Regions from separate parts of the Mus musculus genome. Here all the other regions are linked to region 2. Evidence: chromatin loops called from intact Hi-C (ENCODE). Cell type or tissue: gastrocnemius. All regions are shown on one strand.

Evidence for each region. Peaks named below come from ENCODE experiments on the same cell type or tissue, not always from the same donor. Only the 100,000 strongest peaks of a DNase experiment are listed, where the experiment ranks them.
Region 1: a loop joins it to region 2, with 2.9 times the contacts of the local background. A loop is called at or near these places in 6 of 42 quality-filtered maps.
Region 3: a loop joins it to region 2, with 3 times the contacts of the local background. A loop is called at or near these places in 3 of 42 quality-filtered maps.

The regions. Positions count from the first base shown.
Region 1 is chr16:22,006,357-22,014,356 of GRCm38, forward strand. Senp2 (SUMO/sentrin specific peptidase 2) reads left to right here and starts at 3,128. Exons shown (of 17, transcript NM_029457.3): 1 at 3,128-3,386; 2 at 5,138-5,196; 3 at 7,768-7,901. The coding sequence starts at 3,286. In gastrocnemius, a CTCF peak has its summit at 3,319; DNase peaks (open chromatin) are centred at 1,193 and 3,014; H3K4me3 peaks cover 2,182 bases; H3K27ac peaks cover 1,508 bases.
Region 2 is chr16:22,262,250-22,270,249 of GRCm38, forward strand. It overlaps Tra2b (transformer 2 beta), which reads right to left and starts at 3,756. Exons shown (of 9, transcript NM_009186.5): 1 at 3,492-3,756. The coding sequence starts at 3,527. In gastrocnemius, a CTCF peak has its summit at 3,772; DNase peaks (open chromatin) are centred at 2,675, 3,169, 3,755 and 4,320; H3K4me3 peaks cover 4,215 bases; H3K27ac peaks cover 4,499 bases.
Region 3 is chr16:23,124,732-23,132,731 of GRCm38, forward strand. Rfc4 (replication factor C (activator 1) 4) reads right to left here and starts at 2,999. Exons shown (of 11, transcript NM_145480.1): 1 at 2,954-2,999; 2 at 2,669-2,810. The coding sequence starts at 2,799. In gastrocnemius, a CTCF peak has its summit at 3,524 (motif pointing left); a DNase peak (open chromatin) is centred at 3,050; H3K4me3 peaks cover 2,088 bases; H3K27ac peaks cover 2,387 bases.

The DNA.
Region 1 (8,000 bases), 260 kb before region 2:
CAGGGGGATCTCCACCCTCTCAGGGGGTGGGGGACTGTAGAGGGATATTGGGAGGGAGGACAGTGATCATAATGTAAAGTGAATAAAAAAAAAACCCTGTTCAAACTTCCTTTCTAAAATTATACTTAAATAGCTTTTAAACTAATAGATTTTCATAGGGTTTTTCCTGTACACTGAGTTTGGGCTAACTACCCCCCCCCCCCCGCCTTTAACCCTGGTGCATTTCCTCTTTCCTTTCATGTCACCTGTGTTGTCCCTCGTTGAAATGTTTTTCTAGAGCTGGAAGACCCTAGGTTGCACTTTAGTGAAGCCTTCTGCCCACCTTTCATTTATCCAGCTCCCACCCCCTCCATGCTTGAATCTCTGCCCTCCCCCTCCGCAGCACCCCCCTCTTTTACCTACATTTTTAAAATATATCTTTTACCTATGCTTGACTATTCTCTCTCCGTAATTCTTCACTCCCCAGTAGCTCATTCTAGTTTTCTGTCTTCCACCATACTCAAGTTAAACATACAAAACAGGATTAGAAACTTGGATCCACATGAGAAAAATTTGGCATTTGTCTTATGTGCCTCCGTGACCTCACTCAGTATAATTTTTTCCAGCTCTCCCCATTTACCTGAAAATTTCCTCATTTTGTTTGTCTTTACAGATGAGCAATGTTCCATTGTGAATATGTATCCCATTTCCCTTATCTACTTTCAGGTGACGGACACCTAGGTTGTTTCTATTTCCTAGCTATTGTGGGATTAGCACAGTGATACTGGGGTGTCTTGGGAAACAACATGATCTTTCTTGGGGAGGTTGGGTCCTAAAACATGATCATCACCACAACCACTATGGGCCAGTGACTTTCAGGTTCCCATCTCATAAATTCCAAGTGTGAAGTTCACGTACCACAAAAGGTGAGTTTGGAGAGAACTTTACTATAGATTCCTAGGTATGAAAGTGGTGCCCTCCCCTCCCTCACCCCCTAAACCCGTGGCAGTCTAGAGAACTGGCCCTGAGGTCATGAGAGAGGGTGGCCCTGTCCCTCCCTACTATAGCACCTTGGCAAATGGGCCCTGTATCTTGCTTGCCTGGGCAGCACAAAGGAGCTGGCCCTATTGGCAAAGGCACCCTACATGAGTGGGAGAGCTGGCCAGGTCCTCACAGGCTACAGCACCTTGGAGAGCAGACTCCGAATCTTGGCTGGGCACATTGGAGGTTTGGGTCTGGGTGAGCTGTCCTGGGGGAGAGGAGGAGAAATGAGCCTGCCTCCTGCAGATAACAACATTGGGTGGGCTAGCTGGAGCAATGCTAGAGAGGGACCTCACCCTGTGGTGTGAAAAGGGAGAGCCAGCGCGCTGACCAGTTCAACTACCACCCATTCAGCTGCCTCTGCTTCACCTGCTCTAACCACTTGCCTCTCCTTGTCTAATTCTCATGACCATCATAGCAGGGAGCATGTCAGCAGGAAGGCATAGTGCTGGACCAGTAGTTGAGAGCTCACATCTGAGGACCAGGTAGATCCTCAATGCCCCGGTGTGTGCATTAGGCAGGTAATTTTCATTAGCATATGGCCTTATACACCCAATAGGAAAGATAGAGCCTGGTTTTTGTTGTTGTTGTTTTGTTTGTTTATGAGAAGGTCTTTCTACTTAGTTCTGGTTATTCTGGAACTAATTGCGTAGACCAGGCTGGCCTCTAATTCACAGAGATCCACCTATCTCTACCTCCCAAGTGCCGGCATTAAAGGCATGTGCCACTATGCCCAGCAGTGACTGTTTTTGTTTTTGTTTTTTGGGTTTTTGTTTTTTGAGACAGGGTTTCTCTGTGTAGCCCTGACTGTCCTGGAACTCAGTCTGTAGACCAGGCTGGCCCTTGAACTCAGAAATCTGCCTGCCTCTGCCTCCCAAGTGCTGGGATTAAAGTCATGTGCCACCACCGCCCGGCTTTGAGACTGTTTTTAATACTTCAAGGGACTGCACTCCCAGACATTATGCTTAAGTCCATAGGAGATATTATTTAGACATTTATTTCTAATGGTTTTCCTTTAATCCCAGCACTCGGGAGGCAGAGGCAGGCAGATTTCTGAGTTCGAGGCCAGCCTGGTCTACAAAGTGAGTTCCAGGACAGTCAGGGCTATACAGAGAAACTCTGTCTCAAAAAACAACAACAACAACAACAACAAAACAACAAAAAGGAAGAAAGAAAGAAGAGAAGAGAAGAGAAGAGAAGAGAAGAGAAGAGAAGAGAAGAGAAGAAAAGAAAAGTGTATACATTCCCAGAGAGGATAATGAGAATTGATTGCTACCTGACAGCTGAGGGGAAGAGACAAGCTGATTAGAAAAGGCCACAGGAATCATTCAGTCCCTGTTTCTCGGAAGCTTTTCCTAAGAAGTCGTGTCCGTCTGCCCTACTCACTCCCCAGCATCTGGTTTAACTTTCTCTAGTTCCATTGCGCATTACAATCATTTATCACATAAGCAGGTGACCTTGTATTCTAATTTATAAGTATCTATGAAAATGTCTCTCCCAGTAAACTTGCACGTATGCGTGCGGAATGAGCCCTAATAGTTAGACTGGCTCAAATGCTAGTGGTTAGCTCCATTTTCTTAGGCACATGGTTTAATTGCTATATACCTTTGGTTTTTATGACATTCCTAAAATTCCCCACTGTGTCCGGTTGCTGTAAACATGACGGCAATCCGGGTAAAGTATTAGACCAATGTATATACAAAATAAAGCGCAAACCCTTACATACTCATTAACTAACCTGACCTATTTTCCACCCTGCGCATTCTTTTACAGAACCCTCCACTGTCGGGTTGCTTGGGTAGCTCTCCCGGCCCAGCATCGATACACGTGGTTTGGGTCTGTGGGCCTTGTCCCGAGATCGACTCCTGACTGGCTCTGCCAAAGAGAAAGCCCCGCCCTTCGGTCTGCCAGTCAGACCCGCGCAAGAGCCCGCTCTCCCCGTCCCGCTTCCTGTTGCTAGGCTTACAAGGAGCAGGCCCAGACTGCGCATGCTCAGACTCCGGAGGCCGCTTTCCCGTTGGGCGGAAGAAGGTGACGTCAACGGCTTCTAGAGAGTCCTCCCCTAGCCCGGGGAACGTTAAATCTGTGGGCCCTCTGATGGCGTCACAAGTCCGCGCCTGATCCTGGCTACGGCTGAAGCGGCGAAGGCGGCAGCGGCAGCGGCAGCGGCAGCGGCGACGGCGGCGGCGGCGGCGGCGGCGGCGGCGACAGCTCTGGGGTTCGCGTCTCGGGGTGTGTCGGCCGCCGCTGCTGCTCAGGCCTGGAATGTACAGATGGCTGGCTAAGGTTCTCGGCACCATTCTTCGCTTGTGTGAGCGGCCCGCGCCCGGGGCCCGCGCCCTACTCAAGAGGCGGCGCTCCAGCAGGTAAGGTGGCCGCGCGCCGGTCGGGTCCCCTCCCCCGCGCTGGCGTTGGGCGCCGCGGGCCTGTGGGAACCGGCGACTACGGGACCGCGGAGGCCTGGGGAGAGTCCGTCCCTCTAGCTGCGAGCGGAAGGGGAACGGGAGGCCGGCGATGTGCTGCTCGCCGGATACGGCTCCTGTCGCCCGGTGTCGTCGCGGGCGGACAGCGCAGGAGCGAGTCACTAGGTTAGGAGTTTGCCCGTAGTCGTTTGACTGCGAGTGCTGTTGTCTTCGCACCGAGGAACAGCAGTTGTCTTGTTCGACAGCAACTGTCGGGGTGTGTGTGTTGGGCTGCAGGGGAAGGGAATGGTCCTGTTCTTTAACATCCTTGTAAGAGGCAGAAAGTATTTACGTACCGCACTCTTGTAAGATTCGGTTAAAATTAGAAGGAAATGACAAATATTAGTACTTAGCATCTACTCCTTTATTTACTTTACAGTGTCTTCCCTTTTAAGGGTTTATCTAGAAAACAAAATATTCTACAACTTCTATACTCCCCCCTGTCTCCCACTCTTACATTCTCCCTCCCTTTCCTTCCTCTGCTATGTCTACTTCACTTATTATTATGATGATGGTGATTATTTTTGTTTCCAGGTCAAGAGAAGTGGACAAAAGATTGGATTAGGGGAAGTAGATCAAAATGATTCATAGATGACTCCAGGAATGTAGGTCATTGGTGAAACTGGTTGTTCGCTAAACTGTAGCATGTAGTCCCATGGCTTCTACAGTTCCATGGGGTTCAGATAAGAATCGGTTAAGATGTTATAAAGTTCTCAAACTGATGCTTATGTAAGAATAGTTTATTCTCCCCCAACTGGATCTGGTGCACAATGAAACTGCATATTTATCGAACAGGGACTGGTGATCGCCTCACATTTTCATTCATAGTCCCTCGGAGTCAGCAGTATGCCGACCCAAACCTGAGTGTGGATGTGTCCTGGCCAGCCTTGACTTCTAGCTGCTTTCTGTTCTTTACTACATTCGGGGGCTCGTGGGTTATTTTGTTTTGTTTTGTTCTTTTGTTTTTTGAGACAGGGTTTCTCTGTGCAGCCCTGGCTGTCCTGGAACTCACTCTGTAGACCAGGCTGGCCTCGAACTCAGAAATCGGCCTGCCTCTGCCTCCCGAGTGCTGGGATTAAAGGTGTGTGCCACCATGCCCGGCTCGGGGGCTGGTGTCTTAAAAGATACTTTTTTCTAGGAACTAGAGCTGTGCCTTAGGGGCGGTGTGCTTGTCTGTCGTGCCTGTCCTGTCTTCAATCCCCAGCCCAGGGTATAGGGGTCGGGAGACATTTAAGCAACACCATTGCCAACTCCCAACTACTACCTTATCTCTTAAGGCTGCTTATATTGTTGCTTGAAATTAAAAAAAAAAAAAAAGTCTGTCTTTAGGGCCAGTGTCCCAAAACCAAATGATGTGTTGGTTTAATTTGGCCAGATTATACATCATAATGTAGTAGGGAGTGTTGAGTCTTTCCTACGGTCTAGAAATAGGACTCTGCTTTGCACCTTGCATCTCATTTTACGACTACATGGGGCACAAGAGAAGGAAGGTTGTGTGGTACGGAGCTTTTGTTTTGGTGTTAGGTAAAGAGACCACGGTCTTTTATATGCTAAACACATGCCCTACAACTGAGTCACACCTCCAGAGCTGAGTAAGTTTATTTATAGAAATGCACGTATGGCCTATATACATCCATCTTCTCCTTTCTTTGCAGCACTCTGTTTTCTACTGCAGTGGACACTGATGAGATCCCAGCCAAAAGGCCAAGATTAGGTACTACATCTTTGAAAATTAATTTGTTTTAGTAGGAAAAATACATGCATGGAACAAAACTCAAAAGGTAAAAAGTCCAGACAATGAGAAGTTTCCTCTTTCCTGCCCTTTCTCTATGCCATTGTCTTTCCTAGAGGTGACTATTTTCAGATATGTGTGTTGAATGTGTGTTTATAGTTCTAAGGTCTTCTGTAGTAAAGGTAATTTTTTTTTTCCCCTGAGGAGGAAGCCAGTTCAAACTGATTGATCTGATTCATCTGGCTGAGTGAACCCATATGCTTTGTCATCACAAATCTACTTTCTTGTATGTGACTGGTAGACAAGAATAAAAGTAGATTAAAGAGCAAGGAATAGTAGAATACTATAGTATGTCCCTTATTTCAACAGCAGTCATGGATTTGGGTCTATACCAGATGTGATGGTTAACTATGGAAACTTGTTGATATTTCATTTAAATCCAATAAATACTTATTGACTATGTCTTGATTTTACACAATTACAGAAAATAAAAAATACTAGGCCTTTCTACAAGTATCTTTTAATTATCTAAGGAAAAAACAAGCTATTTTTAAAAAATAAATATGAATAAATAATGGTTTGTATGTGAATGTAGTAAGATACATAAAACGACATGACAAAACCAGCTGGTGATACCCAGGGCCTGGCTAACAGCCTGTGGCTTAACTACTGAGGATTTTGATGCAGGTGAGTTACAAGTTCAAAGCCTGTTTAAACAATTTAATGAGACCCTGTTGCAAAGTAAAGTAAAAAGAGGATGGAACTATAGCTTAATGATTGTCTAATACACTGAACACTCAAAGTTTGCTTCCCAGCCCCAGAACAAAACTTTGGTGATATTAGATAGAGAAGGATCCTGAGCTGGTTGTGTATGGAAATCTTCTGTCCTAAGGATCACCGCCAGTCTGTCATTTCTGTTGAATACAGAGTTAGATTTCCTTAGTGCAGATAGCATAAAGGAATCTAAATTGGAGATGAAGCTGGGTATAAGAGAGAATACTGTAGTAATATCTATAGAGTGCTGATCCTCCTGTAGTGATGTCAGTTGAGTACCGGAAATGTAGCTAGTTTCACTTAGAGAATTCAAGCCTTTTAAATGTAATGTATTTGTGTGTGAGGCTAGGCAATCCAGATTGGCCTCAATCCTTTTTCCTCAGCCTCCCAAGTTCTCAGAGTACAGGTGGGAGCCATCACACCCCAGTAAAGAGCTGAACTTGACTTTTCACTAATTTAAGGAGATCTGTAGGGAAGTACACCTGACTGCTGCCTTCTACAGTAGATAAACTCCAGGCAGCTTAGGGGGAGAAGGAAAAGCAGAGATAAAGGGAAGGAAAGAGGCCTCCTCGTAGCAGACCCATGACACGATAGGTGACAGCCAGAGTCTCAGGGATACAAGGTGTTAGCCTCTTAGATGAAGCAGGATTACCTCCCCCTGAAAAAGAGTACATGAGATAATTTAACACAGTGTTAGGACACATCCTGTTTGTTTTTTTTTTAAACAAGCTTTGTAGGAAAAATAAAACATTCCAATACTTTAGTAGCTGCTGTTACCACCTCTTGTCTTCTTGGGTCTATGGAGTAAACAACACATTTTCTCACTGTTTTGAGCCACTCCCCTTTCTAGAGAGTATTTATTTACCTTATCTATATTGGAACTCTTGTTGCTTAAAGCCACAGGCACTAGGTCTTAATAATAGCTTCATCAGTGGATACAAAAGAAACTGTAGGTAACCTAGCTGTGCAGGGAGTGAGGAAGAGGAGGAACACTGAGGCATTGCCCCACCCCCACCCCCATCCCCCCACCACACATTTGTTTATTTCTCTGTTTTGTAGTCTCTGGTACGAGGAGGCAGTGAGTTTGAGATGGTCCAGTGCTCTGGGACAGTAGAGGGATGGTGTCTTCTTGTCACAGATGCTCAAGAGCTGTGTGTTTTACCCTTCAGTCAGTCAAGATTTATCTGGCGCTTTGTGGATGGTGGTTTAAGGCAATCATTGTTACCTGCCTGGGACTGATGGGCAAACTAGTGAGTGAATGTGAGTGCTCACTGATGCCGGTGGTGCCTCTGTGAAGGAAGGCTCACTGTATGGACTCTATACAAAACTCACTCCTCAAAAGCTGCTAGTCATATTGCTTCTTGGGGAACCAATTTGTGGTTTACCACAATAGTAGTTGAATGCTTTTTTAGCAGCTCAGGTAGTTTGGCTAACACAAGTTCACACACCAGAATAACTTTTATCAGCAAAAAAAAAAAAAAATTTATTATTAGTGTGTGTATGGTGCACATGTGTGAGTGGAGTTGTACTGTGACTTGTCTGTGGAGTCCGTTCTCTCCATCTTCACATGGGCCTGAAGATCCATATGAAGTGTGGCCAGGCTTGAGTAGCAAGACTGTCATGCACTAACATCTTGATGGCCCAAAAACATTTTTATAAGTACATTTTAATCTTGGTGTTTGGAAATAAGACTTTATAAACAACTAAGATTCTTTTCAAAATAGGTTTTTTTTCTGAAAGTTTAGTGCTCGGTGTTTATAGTTGGTTGGTACTTTCTAGATTGCTTTATTCACCAAGTGAAGAACAGTCTCTACAATGCTGCCAGTTTATTTGGATTCCCGTTCCAGCTGACCACAAAACCCATGGTGTCTTCTGCTTGTAATGGAACACGGAATGTGGCCCCTTCTGGAGAGGTCAGTTGGGCTGGGACTTGGGTACTGATCTTTTTTCTTGCCCTTTTGGGGTTTTTCATTCATTTGTGGTTTTGTTGTTGTTTAATTCTATTTATTTAT
Region 2 (8,000 bases):
TACTACCGTACCACAATATTTGCTAATTCCAAACTTTTCTTTAACCTCTTGGCTACTACAGTCATAAAGTAGCCTAACAAAAATTTTAAATTATCTAGCTTGTACAATCCTTAGTTTCTGGCTTTTCAGGACAAAGACTCAAATTCACAATCTCAAAGAAGTTAGAATTTTATGCTAAGTGGACCATCAAAATGAATAAAAGCCTCACAGCCTATAATGGAACTATTACTGGGTTTTCAAATATTAACACCAATATTACTTTACATTGAGTGGCAGTGTTTTTCCTTCAAAGAAAAGGTGCTTTACAAAATGAATAATTTAAAAGTACTAGAAGCAGCCAGGTGCGGTGGTGCACGTCTTTAATCCCAGCACTTGGGAGGCAGAGGCAGGCGGATTTCTGAGTTGGAGGCCAGCCTGGTCTACAGAGTGAGTTCCAGGACAGCCATCCAGGACAGCCAGGGCTATATGGAGAAACCCTGTCTTGAAATTCCAAAAAAAAAAAAAAAAAAAAAAAAAAATTACTAGAAGAGATTTTAATTACACCAACTTTAAAATAAGTCAGAAAAAAACCACTCAACTCAATAAATACTACAGATAGCAAAGAATGAGAACATACTGCAACGGAGCTAACATCCATCCAATAAATTTTGTGACCAAACTAAACACTATTTCACACAATCAGTCTGTTTAGGAAACAACCTTGAAAGCCTAAAGGGTTTGAGGGAATCCAGAAGTGTGGCAGTGTCCACAGGAAGAGAGGTAGTCACTACTGAGATTCCAGGGAGCTTAACAATTTATACCATGTACATTATCAACTCCAAGGGTCTAGAAGTCAATGAAACTCATTTTCAGGTTCCAGAGATAGGTGGTTATACCAGGCATATCTAAGGCAATTACTTTGAACATGACTTTTACACTTATAATAAAAGGGAGGGTGAATCTGATAATCATCAGATCTGGTCTTGCTATGTTTGTGTATAAGGAGGCTACATGGCAGGCAAGCAATCTGAGTTACACAACCAGTCCTTAAACTACCCCTTATTCCTTTGGAGGAAAATGTTCAGTCTTACTAAATAATTTACCCAGATATCTTGAACTCTGAATCCTATCCAGGATAAGCAGCTAGGATTTACAAACCTGCAACACTCTGCCCAGCTTACCCTGAAGTATTTTTAAACCTCATCTCTGAACTTTTGTTTTGGCAAGCCTTCTTGAAAAAAGTTCAGCTAAATGTTTCAGTTTTCCACTCATCCCAAGATTTCAATTGAAAAGCAAAAAATTAAATTAAAAACAGGGCTGGAGAATTGGCCCAGCAGTTAAGAGTACTTACTGACTTTAGGAAGAGCAGGGTTTGTGCCCCACTACCCACCACATCAGGTAGCTCAAAATTGTACACATGGCCCAAAAAGGGGATCGTGCACACACCTCCAGGAGTTTTTAACCTCAGTACTCAGAAACCAGAGGCAGGAGAATCTCATGAGTTTGAAGCCAGCCAGCCTGGTATACATAATTTGAGTTTACCTCAATATTTGAGGTAAATACAATACAGGCAGAGCTACAACAAAGTCTCTAAAAACAAAAAATTTGAGTTTAAGTATTACACAACTTTCAAGTTTAGAAATAAATCAGAAAGTCGATTTTTAGTACTTTTTCCCCCCAATTATTTCCAATTAAGTAGTCAGGTCAGCAGGATGTGTTGATTCACACCTTAAACCACAGCATTAGGGAGGCAGAGGCAGGCAAACGCCTGGGGTTGAGACTAGCCTGGTCTACAGAGCTAAGTTCCAAGACAGGGACATAGAGTAACTCTACCTCAAATATTGAAAATCACCAGAAGGTGCATCTTACTAAAAACAAAAAAACCAAACCTCTAACAGGAGTAACAATTTCTCAGCTCTTTCAAAATGGTACCCACTTTCATTCAATTGCTTTTTTTCTCCCTTGAGTAATGTGACCCACAGCTAATACTAGGAAAAATTTCCACAGGTATGATGATGCATACCTATTTAGTCCCAAAGCAACAACAAAAAACTATTTGCTTTTAATTCTAAACAGACTAACTTCAACTTCGGAAGGCAGGCTCAACATCGTAAGGTACATGTGGGTGAAATTAGGAGCTCAAACAATACGAACTTACAAGTTGGGATGTAGTTTAGTAGTAGGGGCTTGCCCATCACTGAGACTAGGTCCCATTCTCCATTATCAGAAAAACAACATTCTGTCCCACTCCCCCATCGCTTTCTTTCCTTAGGTAAAAGGCACGCACTGGTTGACACTGAACTTTAAATTGTCTTAGGGACTCATCTCCGTATATAAAAGATTACATCCGTTCAAATTACTCTTTTTGGGTTCAAGTTCACCATGGAAGTCCAAGAATGCTCTCTACCAAACCGTCAAAGGCCTTTTAGAGTTTACTAACCAAAAAAATAAACTGTGAACTAGTGGTTAAGTGTTCCTGTGAACTTTTTGCGAAAATAAAAACGTTAGTACAGGAAGGGCAAAACAGCCATTCTTATGATGCTTGTAAGCCGTTTCCAAACTGCAATTACCTGTTCACTGAGCCCTGGACTTCCGCATCTTCACGTGACAGTTTTTAATCTAAACTCTACAGCCACGCCACATGCGCCTCATTTGTTCAGCTTTGGGGCTGGGTCTAGTCCAGGCCCATTGTATACAATCTAATCAACCTCTACCGATTTTCACCCTCTGGGAGGTGGAAGCTTAAAAATAAAATCCCGTCGACTTCAGAGTTTAATAGCGCCATCAATTGTCGCCAATGGTTTCTCCTTCCCAAGTCCCCCCAGGGGTAGGGAGGCTCTATACAACAACGCCTAACGACCTTGCGTTCTATTCCAGTAAGCTCTCAACAATGGGAGAAACGCTGTAGCACAAAGCCCTCCAACTAACGGGGCCCCCAATCCCCCTCAGCCGTTTCCGTCTCCAGATGCTCCAAGAGCCCCCTACAGCTAGCTGTCCCTTACCGGGACCAGGAGGCCCTCCATCAACCGAAAAGCATCAGTCAGTCCCCATAGGCTCCCGGCCACACGTGGCTTTTCTCCGCTTCACCCTTGGACCCCGGGTGGCGAGGCGGCAAAGCCTGGCTGCAGGGAGCGGCGGCTCCGCCATTTTGTGCCTCTGGCAGCGCGCCCGGCCCGCGAGCCCAAGATGGCTGCGGCGCGGCTTCGCAGGAGAGCAACGGCGAAAGAAGATACCGTTCCCATCCCCCAACGCCGACGGACGCCGCGGCCATCTTTAGCCTCCCCCCGCCCCGTAACGGGGGGAAAGGAAAAAAAAAAAAAACGGTCGTGGCGGGTGCGAGGCACACAGCCCGCCCGCGGCCTCCCTCCGACGAGAAGCGCCGGCCACCAGGCCCTCCGGCGCCCCGGCTCCCTCCGCACGTCAGGCTCCCGACACCCGGCTGCACCGGGCCGAGAGGCCTAGAAGAAGTAGCAGGGTGGGGACCGCGGCCGCCCGCGCAACTCCGCGCTTACCCGCTCGCCGTAGTTCTGCTCGCCGCTGTCGCTCATGACTCCGGGTCGCTGTCACCGCTACGGGCCTTTCCTGAAGCTGTCAAGCTCCCGCCTTCCTTACAGAGGCTCCGCCGCAGCCTAGCGCGACGCCACACTTTTGCGAGGAGCTCGAAGCCGACACGCTCCGCACCACCTCCGCACCGGTCTAACACTGCCGGATGTGACGCCACGCTCTTTAACCTGGTCCCACCCACTCCCCCGAAGGCGCGCTTTCCTGGCCCCTCCCACTTCGACGCGCCTTCCAACCGCTTTCTCCTGCAGGGGCGCTTCCCAAACCGGACGTGACGTCTACCTTACCGCCCTGCCCCTCCCCTCCCCTAGTACCCGGCCACAGCGTGGCGGGAAAGTGTGCGCCTGCCTTTGGGCGTCTGTTGTGGTCTCCTCGGGACACCGTGATGTCCGTAGCCTTGCCACACTCGTTTCTGGAACCTTCTAGAGAACCGTCCTGGGTGGAAGAAGAGAAGAGATGGTTGTACATTCCTCCATGCCTTTGTTCTGTCTCACTAGTTTCCTCTCCTTTTGTTCTCTCATGATCTAGGAGAGAACACAGCCACACACTGGATTCTCACCTCCCGTTTATTTAGACTTAATTCTAGAGCTTTCCTTCCTAAATAAAACCTCCATTTAAAACTCTCGCAATTTAAACCGGGCATTAATGGTGCATGCCTTTAATCCCAGCACTAAAGAGGCAGAGACAAGCAGATCCCTGAGTTTGGGGACAGCTTGGTCTACACGGAGAAACCCTAGCTCAAAGCAAACAAACAAATTGAGGTTTGAGACAAAGCCTCATTGTGTTGCCTGGGTTGACCTTGAACCCACCGTGTATGTTATATAGCCTAGGCTGATGTTAGGAATGTATTAACCCTTCTGGGTCAGCCTCCCAAATCCTGGGATTATAGTTATGAACTATCAATCCTATGGCCTGGTGTGGTAATACACGCCTTTAAGGCGGATCTCTGTGAGTTCCAGGTAAGCCGAATATACAAAGCGAGTTCCAGGACAGTCAGGATTACACAGAGAAACCTGGTCTCATTCCCCACCCTGACTCCCACCTGGGGAAATGGAAAGGAAAGAAAGAAATGGAGAAAGGAAAGCCAGGCAGGGTGGTGCACACTTGTAATCCTTGTAATCGCAGCATGAGAGGTGAGCCCAAGGACAGTTAGCTGTTTAAGGCCAACCTGGGCTACATGAGCGGGCCCCCTTCAAAAAGTGACACAAAACAGAAAATAATTCAAGAGAAACGGGCCTGTAGTAATGGATTTCTGTTTGGGAGAAGCCGCCTGCCCTCTAGCCTCTAAGGATAGCATGAAAGAACACTGAAGATATCTATAGAAAACCATGCCAAATGAGTTCTTGAGATGAATACCATTTTGACAGTCTTCTTGTTTGGTTTGGTTTGGTTTTTTTTTTTTTTTTTTTTTTTTTGGTTTTTCGAGATAGGATTTCTCTGTGTAGCCCTGGCTGTCCTGGAACTCACTCTGTAGACCAGGCTGACCTTGAACTCAGAAATCAACCTGCCTCTGCCTCCCAAGTGCTGAGATTAAAGGCATGCACTACTGCCCAGCGACAGTCACATAGCTTCCGTGAATATTCTGAGCTACAGGATGATCCAACACTCGCAGTTTCAATGAATAAAACAAAAGCTAATTAATGAAAGAACTGTAGTTAATCTGGCCAGCCCAGCTTTACACAGTCACCAACCACGTCATCATTTCAACGTGAGCTCATGTCCACCAGATGGTGTCAAGCCTCAACAAGACCAGACAGCCCTGGGCAGCAGCTCCACATCTGGCCAACATTACTAGTGCCAGCTACTAGTTCCAACAGCACTAGCCAACATCAGCTCCCTAATATTTACTGTCTAAGTTTTCTTCTTCCTGTACTATGGATCGAACCCACAGATTTACCATTCCAGGCAAGCACACCACAACTGTACTGTGACCTCCGTCCCTCAGTTACATACCCTTGCTTTTTTTTGGGGGGGGGGGCTGTCAAGACAGGGTTTCTCTGTATAGCCCTGGCTGTCCTAGAACTCACTTTGTAGACCAGGCTGGCCTCGAACTCAGAAATCCGCCTGCCTCTGCCTCCTGAGTGCTGGGACTAAAGGTGTGCGCCACCACACCCGGCTATACCCTTGCATTTTTAAGCTGCAGATATTCTGGATCACTTATTACTATGGTTTTCCCATTAGAGTTGGGTGTGGTGGCACACCTATAATCCCAGCACTTGAGGAATAGGGGCAGGAGAATCAAGAGTCCAAAATTAGAGCCAGAGGTGGTGGTGCACGTCTTTAATCCCACCATTTGGGAGGCAGGGGCAAGCCAGTTTCTGAGTTGAATGCCAGCCTGATCTACAGAGTGAGTTCAAGGACAGCTCAGGGCTACACAGAGAAACCCTGTCACAGGGTGGGTAGGTGGATGTGGAAGAATAGTTTCCTGGAGGTAATGTCATGGAAATGTTCCTCACTGTTCACAGTTGCCAAATTTTTTCAAATTTTCTTCATGGAAATTTGATGGGGGTGTTGGTATTGTTTTACATTTGTTCTTTCAGGTTGTGTGTGTGTTCAAAAGAGTGCACACATGAATCAGATCCCATTACAGATGGCTGTGAGCCACCATGTGGTTGCTGGGACTTGAACTCAGGACCTCTGGAAGAGCAGTCAGTGCTCTTAACCACTGCGCCATCTCATCATCCCCCAACACCTAGTTTTTGTTTGGTGTTTTTTTCAAGACCAGGTTTCTCTGTGTACCTTTGCCTCCCATGGAACTCACTATGTAGCTCAGGCTGGCCTTGGACTGAGATCTCCCTCTCACGTGCTAGAATTAAAGGCATTTGCCACCAGTGCCAGGCCCACGTGTTCTTTTGAGATAGGGTCTCTCCTGGATTCTGGGGCTTACTGATCAGACTAGCCCGGCTATCCTGCAACTGCAGCACTGACTATAAACCCTATAAACCGTCATCATCCCATATTTTTAATATGGGTTTGTTGTTGATTTTTTTAAGATATTGTATTAGAGGGCACTGGCGAGATGGCTCATTGTTCTTCCAGAGGACCCAGGTTCAGTTCCCAGCACCCACATGGCAGCTTGCAACTGCCTAAAACTCCAGTTCCAGGAGATTAATGGTCTCTTCTGTAATCCACAGATACTGTATGCACATGTGAACATAAAAACAAGCAGACAAAACACTCATGCACAGACAAATATTCAAAAATAAATAAATGAGCATATGTATACAACAACTATTTTGTGGATTTTATCCTTACTGGGACAAAATACCTTGCAAAGACAATATAAGGAAGGAAAGGTAACTGTGTGGTGGCTCAGGTTCAAAGGTATATTCACCATGGTGTGAAAGTCATAGTGGCAGCAACTGAAGAGGCCTGGTCACATTTCCTTGTTACCCAGAAGCTAAGAGATGAATACTTAGGTCATTTTCTCATTTTTATGCAGTCTGGGCCCAAACACTTGGATTAAGAGTTGGCCTTTAAACTCAATGTAGAAAACTTCTCATAGCCTTGCAGACTCTTGACTCATGGTGATTCTAAGTCTTGTGTTGACCAAGGTGTCATTACAATAACTAGCTTCTCTTTTTCCAACTCTAGACTTGCCTCTCAATTGCATAGTAACATATTACAGAATGAGATGGTTAGGGAAACTGCCTTCCCTTGCCAGGATAAGTAGGCAGGAACAGGGAACATCCATTGGAGATTCAGAGGAAGACCAAGAGCTTGATTTGTCTTCTGCTTTGTGTTGTGTTTTATAAAAAAAGAAAGAAAGAATCATAAATATGTTTGGTAGAAGTGCAGGATGGTGAGGTGGAAGGGGCTACCTCTGCTGGGGCACGCCTTCTTCTGAGGTAACAGACACACGATGGGTATAGTATAGAATAGAGTTTATTTAGGACATAAGAAGCGGAGTTGAGGGAATAGAGATAGAGAAAAGCAGAGAGGGAGGGAGGGAGAAAGAGAGAGAGAAGAGAAGAGAAGAGAAGAGAAGAGAAGAGAAGAGAAGAGAAGAGAAGAGAAGAGAAGAGAAGAGAGGAGGGGAATGGGAAGAGAAGGGACAGAAAGGGAAAAGAGTAAGTAAGAGGGTAAGAGAGGAGGGGCAAACAGCTCCTTTTATAGAGAGTCAGGCACACCTGGCTGTTGCCAGGTAACTGTGGGGTGGAGCCTAGAAGGAATGCCAACACTGGATCTACCTTCCTTTCTTTTTGGTGAAGGGGCCTAGCTACCACTTCAGCATCCCTGGATTGGTACAGTGCTTCATTCCTTCCAGCCCTTGGGTACTATCCATCTGTTATACATGCATTGTTTCAACAATGATGTACTGTGAACTTCATATTTGCTGGTACAGCTGGACACTAGGGTACTCTGGGAGGAGGAAACATGGTACCCTCGGGAGCAAACGCTCTAGAGAAGGAGGAAGCAGACAGTAAATGCATAAATACACATACATGCTTGTCACATGT
Region 3 (8,000 bases), 860 kb after region 2:
GGAGGCAGAAACTCCATTGTATTTACCTTGAACAAATACACACTACTGGAATGAAATTATTTTTGCCTTCTACCTGTACTGCATGATAAAATAATAAGCAGAATTTTATGTATCATAAAGAACAAACTTGGAATTAAAGTCAACTGCATGTGGAGGCTTACCTCTTTAACCCCAGCAAGGAAGAGACAGAGGTAAGTAGTTTTCTGGATTTGAGGCCGGCCTGACCTACCTAATGTATTGCAGGACAGTCAGGGCTACACAGCACAGTCAGTCCTTTTCTCAAAACAAAACAACAAAAAAGGGGGAACACTGCCTATAAAATCTCATAAAATCACCCCCCCCCCCCCCCAGTCAGGGTTTCTCTGTATAGCCCTGGCTGTCCTGGAACTCACTTTGTAGACCAGGCTGGCCTCGAACTCAGAAATCCACCTGCCTCTGCCTCCCGAGTGCTAGGATTAAAGGTGTGCACCACCACTGCCCGGCTAAAATCTCTTGAAAAGCTCATGAAGTGGAGTTAAAAATGACTATTTAATAACCTAACAAATGGCAACTACTTTGGTTTAAAATAAATAAATAAATAAATAAATAGCACACTTTCTCAGTTAATACATTAAATGGTCAGTACCATTTCCCCCCTCTTCAAGACAGAATTTCTGTGTAGCCCTTGTGGTTCTGGAACTTGCTCTGTAGACGAGGCTGGCCTTAAATTCAGAAATTTGCTGAGAGCTGGGATTAAAGATATGCGCCACCAGGACCAGCTAATAATTTTGATTTTAAGTCACTTATTAATTTTTATTTTTTGAGACAAATATCTGTGTACCCCTGGCTAGCTTGGAACCCCCTATCTGGACCACACATATCTGCTTGCCTCTCCCTCTCTAGTGCTGTGACTAAAGCTGTGAGCCACCTGCCATTATTTAGTAATTTTAAGAGAAACTATGACAAAGTTGTCTTTCCAAACTTTATGACTGAGATTTCTACCTAGTAAATTAACAAAACATCCTTTTATTTTGAGGCTACAGACATGGCTTAGTGGATAAGAGCACCCGCTGCTCTTCTAGAGGACCTGGGCTCAATTCCCAGAGCCCACATGGTAGCTCACAACTATTTATAACTCTAGTTCTATGGTATTTGGCGCCTTTTTCTAGCCTCTATGGGCATTCGGTACACACATGGAACACAGGCAATATATGTGTAGGCCAAACACTCAAACACATTAACTAGAAACAATTTAAAATTTTTTATTTGTTTTGTGTGTGTGTGTGTGTGCCTGTGGGCAACACATACAGATGATGTAAAGGGAACAAATATCAGAGGTCACGTCTCTCCTTCTACTACCGTGTTCGGGGACCAAACTCATGTTGTCAGGTTTCTACATCAAGTGTTTTTACCCACTGAGCCCTTTTATTGGCCCCAAATTCTCTGATCCACACCAGCGTAATTAATCAGGTTGGTACTGGGCAAGAATCATTGCGTGTGCTATAAAGGTCTGCCAGGATGAGGCAGGTAACAGTGAAACCGTCCAAGGATGTATGACAGGCACGTGGTGATGAAGGCTTCTCCAAAGGAGAGGCAGCATAAAAGTGAGCAAATGTGAGAGCTTGGAGCCAGAGCCGTCTGACTGGAGAAGCTGAACCCTAGGTCCTCCCTTCCCCACCTCCTTGTTAAAAAAAAAATTATATATATATATATATATATATATATATATATACATATACATATATATATATACACACACATACATACACACACATGCATACATATACACACATAGATAGATAGATAGGTAGGTAGGTAGGTAGTTTTGGAGTGGTAAGATGGCTCAGCAGGCAAAGGCACTTACTGCCAAGTCTGATGATCCAAGTTTGACACACGGAATACACAGGGCAGCTAAGAACTTACTCCACCTGGGAGTCGAAGCATGCTTGTGATGGCATGCATCCTCCTTCCTCAACGATAAATTTTAAACATGTGAAAACTATAGATCTATGGGCCGGAGTATAGAACAGTGGTAGAGTGCTTGCCTAGATTAAGGTTAGCGAGATTCCCAACAGGTAAGTGCGAGCTTTCAAAGCCCGATGATCTGAATGGGACCACCACTTGCTTTGCTGCGGGGACGGCTATGGGATGAGTTGGGGGCAGGAAGAGGGGTGATATAGATGAAGTACTCATATTTGAACTTCTCAATAATATTGAAACAGCAAAATAACACACACGAGGACCTTGTTTGACTTGTAAATAACCTGAAGATCCTTAGTGATCAAAGAGGTTCCACGTAGCTGACGGTTCTAGTATCATCTAGCAAATGACAATGTAGTGGTACTTAACATCAACAACAAGATCCCAACAAATTTCACCATATACATACAAGGATAAAAGTCAGATTTCAGTGGAAGTGTTTATAGCCAGCTCACAGAAACATTGCTTTCTTCGTTTCTGTAGGGCTCTAAAACTGTACACTTTATAAACATCTTAGGTCATCTATATAACTAAAGAATTAAATTCAACTACTGTATCACTCCAAGGACTAAGACTTATTATTGGGTGATACCGCGTCCCCCTACCCCTCAAAGGTGTGATCTAAATATAGCAAAGTCCCCCTTACATTAAAAAAAAAACCCCACTAGCACTTATTAGTTATTTCAACAAAAGTACAAGCAGTTCTTACTATTTTTCCACCCAAGGAACTGGTTTGACTTTCTTGGTTTCTCCACTGCTTCCTGCAGTGGCAGGTGTCCCCCGGTCCTTGGTCAGTTGTGCTTTGGCACTGACAGATGTGCCTTTCAGAAATGCCTGCATGGCTTCTTCTCCTGGGTATAAGACAAAAAGAAACCATTATGGGGCAGCTCCCCTTGAAAGGACCCCTAACTTTGTGCCTAGAGGGAAGGCGGAGGTCACATCCCGGTCCCCGCCAGCCTGTAAAAGGCTGAGAACACTCAGACCCATCACTTACAGTCGTCACCGTCCCCCTGGCACCGCGGTTCCCGCCACAGAACGGCGGCGAAAGGCATGGCGGGAGCGCGCCACGCAATAACGTCACTTCCGGCGCGCGGGTGCCAGTGACGCGCTCCCTTTTTGGCTAGCGGTGGCTAAGCTCGGCTTCTGGGTGCATCTGGGGCGTTCCGCGGAGGTGATCCTGTGTAGACTCCGCGGCCAGACCTCGGCCCAGCAGACACTGCAGAGCGCGGTCGGGGAGGAGCCGACCTAAGGAGAAAGCTTTGCTCGAAGGACCGGGCCTAGGGCGGGCCCACGCTGGGAGAGGCTTTCATTAAGCCAGTGGCTTCTTGGGTTTGCTGCCATCGTCCGTCAGCCCGGAGGTCAGGGCCAAGACGTGCTCACTTGACCCTTCGCCGGAAGGGGACACTGTGCGAACTACTGCCCTGCCCCCGATATTCAAGGACACAGAGCAAACTGCTTTTTAGAAGTGAAGCTAGAGAGAAGGCTCAGCGGTTTAAGAGCATTCACTGCTTTTGTGGAGGACTTCGGTTTGATACTTGGGGTTTTGATAGCCATCTGGTGGCTCACAACTGGAACTCCAGTTCAGGGGTCCAACGTTCCCTTCAGGGCTGCAGACCCTGAATACGTGTGCTGCACGTACTTGCACGCAAGCGGAATACTTAAACACACACAGCCCGGGACAGATGTCTTACAGTCAGTAAAATCAGCTTATTGTAGGGAGGGAGGACCATCTTCTATGGGCATTTTGTAATTCCCGAGACCCACTCAAAAACCTCGTGATCGGGCAGGAGATAAACTCATCAGTTAAAAGGACTTGCTGCTTTCCCAGAGGACTGGAGTTTGCGTTCCAGCATCTTGGGGGGGGGGGGGGGTGGACCAAGCGAAAAAGAAAGAATTTGAAAGCTTTGTAGTATATACCAACTGTCAGCAGACAGCTTGTCCTGTGAAGGATTTACTAGTCCAAATGAATCTTTCAGTTCTTAGCCAGCCTCTGCCCTTAGATGTCCTCATGTTAGCATAATAAGTTCCTAGTGTAGCTTTGGTAGCAGAGGTGGTTGTCACACGAGTCCAACAGCGACGACTGCTCCAGTAACTGCATTGCTGGGAGCTGAACTTGCCAGCCACAGGAGTGAAAGATAGTCACCCTTCCTGGATAGAACCCCTGAGCCCTCAGGGGGTTCAACTAACCTTTGCCCTACAGTGGATGAAATGTCATTGTTTCCACCAGAAGTAGAATTTGTCTAATTGTGCTCATTTTCTAGAACCAAAATTCTAAAAGGCTGCATTTCATCAGAAGCCTGTGCAGGGTTTGGCAGAAGTACACTTTCAGTCCCAAAACAGACCTACAAGGTCAGAATCTCTGGTGTCTGGGACTATGTATTTATAAGGTCTGTGGTTAGTGGACATAATGTTTCTGCTTCCTCCAAACCTCAGATGGAAAACCTCAATGTAATCAATCCCCGGTGTTGTCCTCAGTAATTCCAGGGTTAATGCTATAACAAGAGACTTTGTTCTTTTCGGTTTTCGTTCCCCCTTGAGATGGTTCTGCAAGAGATCCTACCAGATGGTGCTTAAGCTTAAACTTGCCAGATTTAAGAACTGGGATTCCAGTAGAGGGGCTGAAGAGATGGCTCAGCGGTTAAGAGCACTGACCTCTTTCCAGAGGTCTTGAGTTCAATTCCCAGAAACCACATGGTGGCTCACAACCATCTGTCATGGAATCTGAAGCCCTCTTCTGGTGTGTCTAAAGACAGCTGCAGTTTGAAGATGAGCTACGGTGTACCCGTATACATAAAAAAAAGTCTTCAGAACAAAACAAAACTAAGCATAGCTGGGCGTGGGGGTGGCATGTGCCTTAAATCCAGCATTTGGGAGGCTGAGGTAGAGGCAGTTGATCTGAGGACAGCCTGGTCTACAGAGCGAGTTCCAGAACCAGAAAACAAGCCTTAAGTAAGTATACATTCATTACAAATTACCCAGCACAAGACAGAGTGCATTGCTTTTCACTACACTATTTGTTATTCTAACTGAATTTCCTCCATAAAATAGCCCACTTATTGTGACTGGGGATGAGAACGTAAACTATGCAGGAATAGCCCAACTGAAAAATCTCCATGCTGTTTACCACTGTAAAGGTGATGGGTCCTGGCCTGGGAGAATGAAGTCTAAAATGAGGTGGGCTAGTCTCATGCAATAACTTTATTCAGAGCACCAGATAGTTTATAACCCTGAGAGTTAAGAATAAGCACAGGAGAAAAGTGTACAATCATAAGGATAAGCCACACCTGGCAAAAACATGTTTTTTTCCATAGAGGCAGAAAACAGCAGTAGCCAGTTGTAATGAATGATTTGAAATGAATGCACTCCCAGTGCGCCTGGGAGGGGCATGGAAACCCATTCCAAGAACAGTTCCGTGTTTTGAAGAAACTGAGGATCACAAACTCGTCTTTTCTTGGGGTATTGCCACAAGCACACAGAATTCTCACAACTTCATTCTTAGTGTTCTGACACCTTTTACTAGGAAAAACCCACTGCTTATGAACAAATACAAAAACCACGTGTAAGAGGCCCACAGGAGGCTGGCATCATCTCTAAGCCAGTGGTTCTCAACCTACCTAATGCTGAAGCATCATTTTGTTGCTATTTCATAACAGTAATTTGTTACTGTTATGAATTGTACATATCTGTTCTGCAGGATATATGACCCCTGCGAAAAGGTCGTTTGGCCCTTTTACAGATCGATTGATCTAGCTATCTAGATAGTCTGTCTGCCTATTTATCTATCTATGCAGGGATCAGTTTCATACTTGGCAGCTTCAGCCTGTTGGGTAATGTCACCAGGAGCAAACAGGACAATAAGAATCTGAGATGAGATCACATGTGAATGTCAGAAGGCAAGGCTGGCCCCTGTGATGAGATGAGACACACAGGACAGAATGTGGACTTAAGGGCATCTGGGAACAGAGAGATGGTGATTTCCAAAGTGTTGGCACCAAGAATGTCAGGAATAGCAGCAACCTAAATCTGCCTAGCACTTTTGAACCTCTAACACAGGAGCATCACTCACTTCATTTTTACACCACCACCCCCTGCCCCGGCCCAGACTACTTTTCAGCTGTGGGGATTATTGGCATAATTGCTCTATACTGGGCATTCCTATATAAGGACTTCAGGCCCATAGCTAAGAAGGGCAGTAGAAAGGGTCAGTGAAGTGGCTCATTGATTAAAGGGGAGTTCAATCCCTAGTACCCATGTAAAGCTGGAAGGAGAAAACTGAGTCAACAAAGTTGTCCTCTGATGCCCATGTGTGCACCAAGGGACATGTGCCCCCATCAAGCAGGTGGGTGTGCTCCAGTGCGCGTGGGGTGGGGGGTACACTCAAGCATGCATTCTGTCTGTCTGTCCATCCGTCCGTCCATCCATCTAAATTAAAATTAACAGGGCTTCCAGAAAACAGCAGAGGAGAAGAAAGCATTATTATATTCAGATATACTCTGCTGGGATGTGGGCACGGGAGAACTGCTGTTTGGGATACAAGAAGTTATGCACCAAGTTAAGGAAGATGGTGGGCACTATAGTTTAGGACAGTATCTTCATTTGTGACGTGACCACCCGTGAGGAGAGAATAGTGAGCAGTTATGAGGAAAGGCCTTGAGTATGGGTAAGTGCGTAGGGGTCAACAACCTGGGTGGGATTCAAGGCAAGGCTCCAAGGCAGAAGTCAACCGGTTTACCCCCACTGTAGCAGCTGTTCAACATGTACCAGTCCCACGGATAGTCAGATGATCCCAGGAACCTTTGAAGACCACAGAGCTGCCTTTAAGCACAGTCGGTGATGACTGTGACCACAGCAGGCGTGTGATGGAGCTGGCAGCAATATCCTGACTGACAGAGCTAAGGTAAACAGAAGGCAGGCCCTCGCCAATGGAGGAAACATTGCCTGAGAGCATAATACTTGCTAGTTCATTTTATTGCTCACCCGTACTTCTGTTATTCTAGTATTCTTATTTTCAAATCTTTTACATTTTTATCTTTATTCCTGCTATTTTAATACTTTTAATGTTGATTTTATTTTTTAAATTTAAATTTTTATTTTTCAAGAGGCTTACAAAGCAATAGGTTTCCACATGGAACTTTCATTTTTGAATACTTTTAATTTATTTGTTGATTTTGCACATGCTTACACTTAAATTCTCCCTTACACCCCAGACTTACTTACAATAAAGGTGTGTGCCGCCACTGCCCAGCTTTTTAACTATATTTGAAAATTAGCTTACAGATAGTGCTTTCCATGAAGAGTTTGCATATATTCTTAGTTTTGCTTGCCCCCTCCACTTGTCCCACCTTGCTTACACCTTTAACTTGCTGCATTTCCCCACCCCTTTTCTGATCACATGTCATATTTCTTCCTCCTCCCTTTAAGGTTTTCCCCTCCTCAAGTTCATGTGTTCTTTCTGTTACCTGACCTTTACAGGCATTCTAGGTTAAACACACAAATCTAAAAAGGTGCAGCTAAGATCCACATGTAAGAGAAAGCACGAGGCATTTGTCCTTCTTAGCCAGAGCCTTTAGTATACTTTCTAGTTCCATCTGTTTTCCTCTAAATTTCTTTAAAAGTGTTTAAGTCAGAATTTGAAATACGTTCTTCCAAGACCTTCTGGCCTTTAGAGTTTGAGTTTAATCTAATGCTCAAACAAATTTGCCTTTAGTCTGATGGACCTGCCTTACAAACCTTTTTTTAAGATTTTACTATGATTATGAATGCTTTGCCTGGATGCATGTATGTATACAATGGGTGTGGCTCTTGGCTCCCTTGGAACTGGGGTAATGGATGGTTGTGAGTCACTTGTGGGTTCTGGTGATTGAACCAGGGTCCTGTGCAAAAGTAGCAAAGTACTCTCAACCATGAGCCATCGCTCTAGCCTGCTGGACCTACCATTATGTGTGACTTACTGTTTTTTCTTGCTGCTTCCAATATACTTTCCTTTTTTTGCTTTTTGCATATTTAGTGTTGTGATTATGCTACAATGTACTGCTTCCATG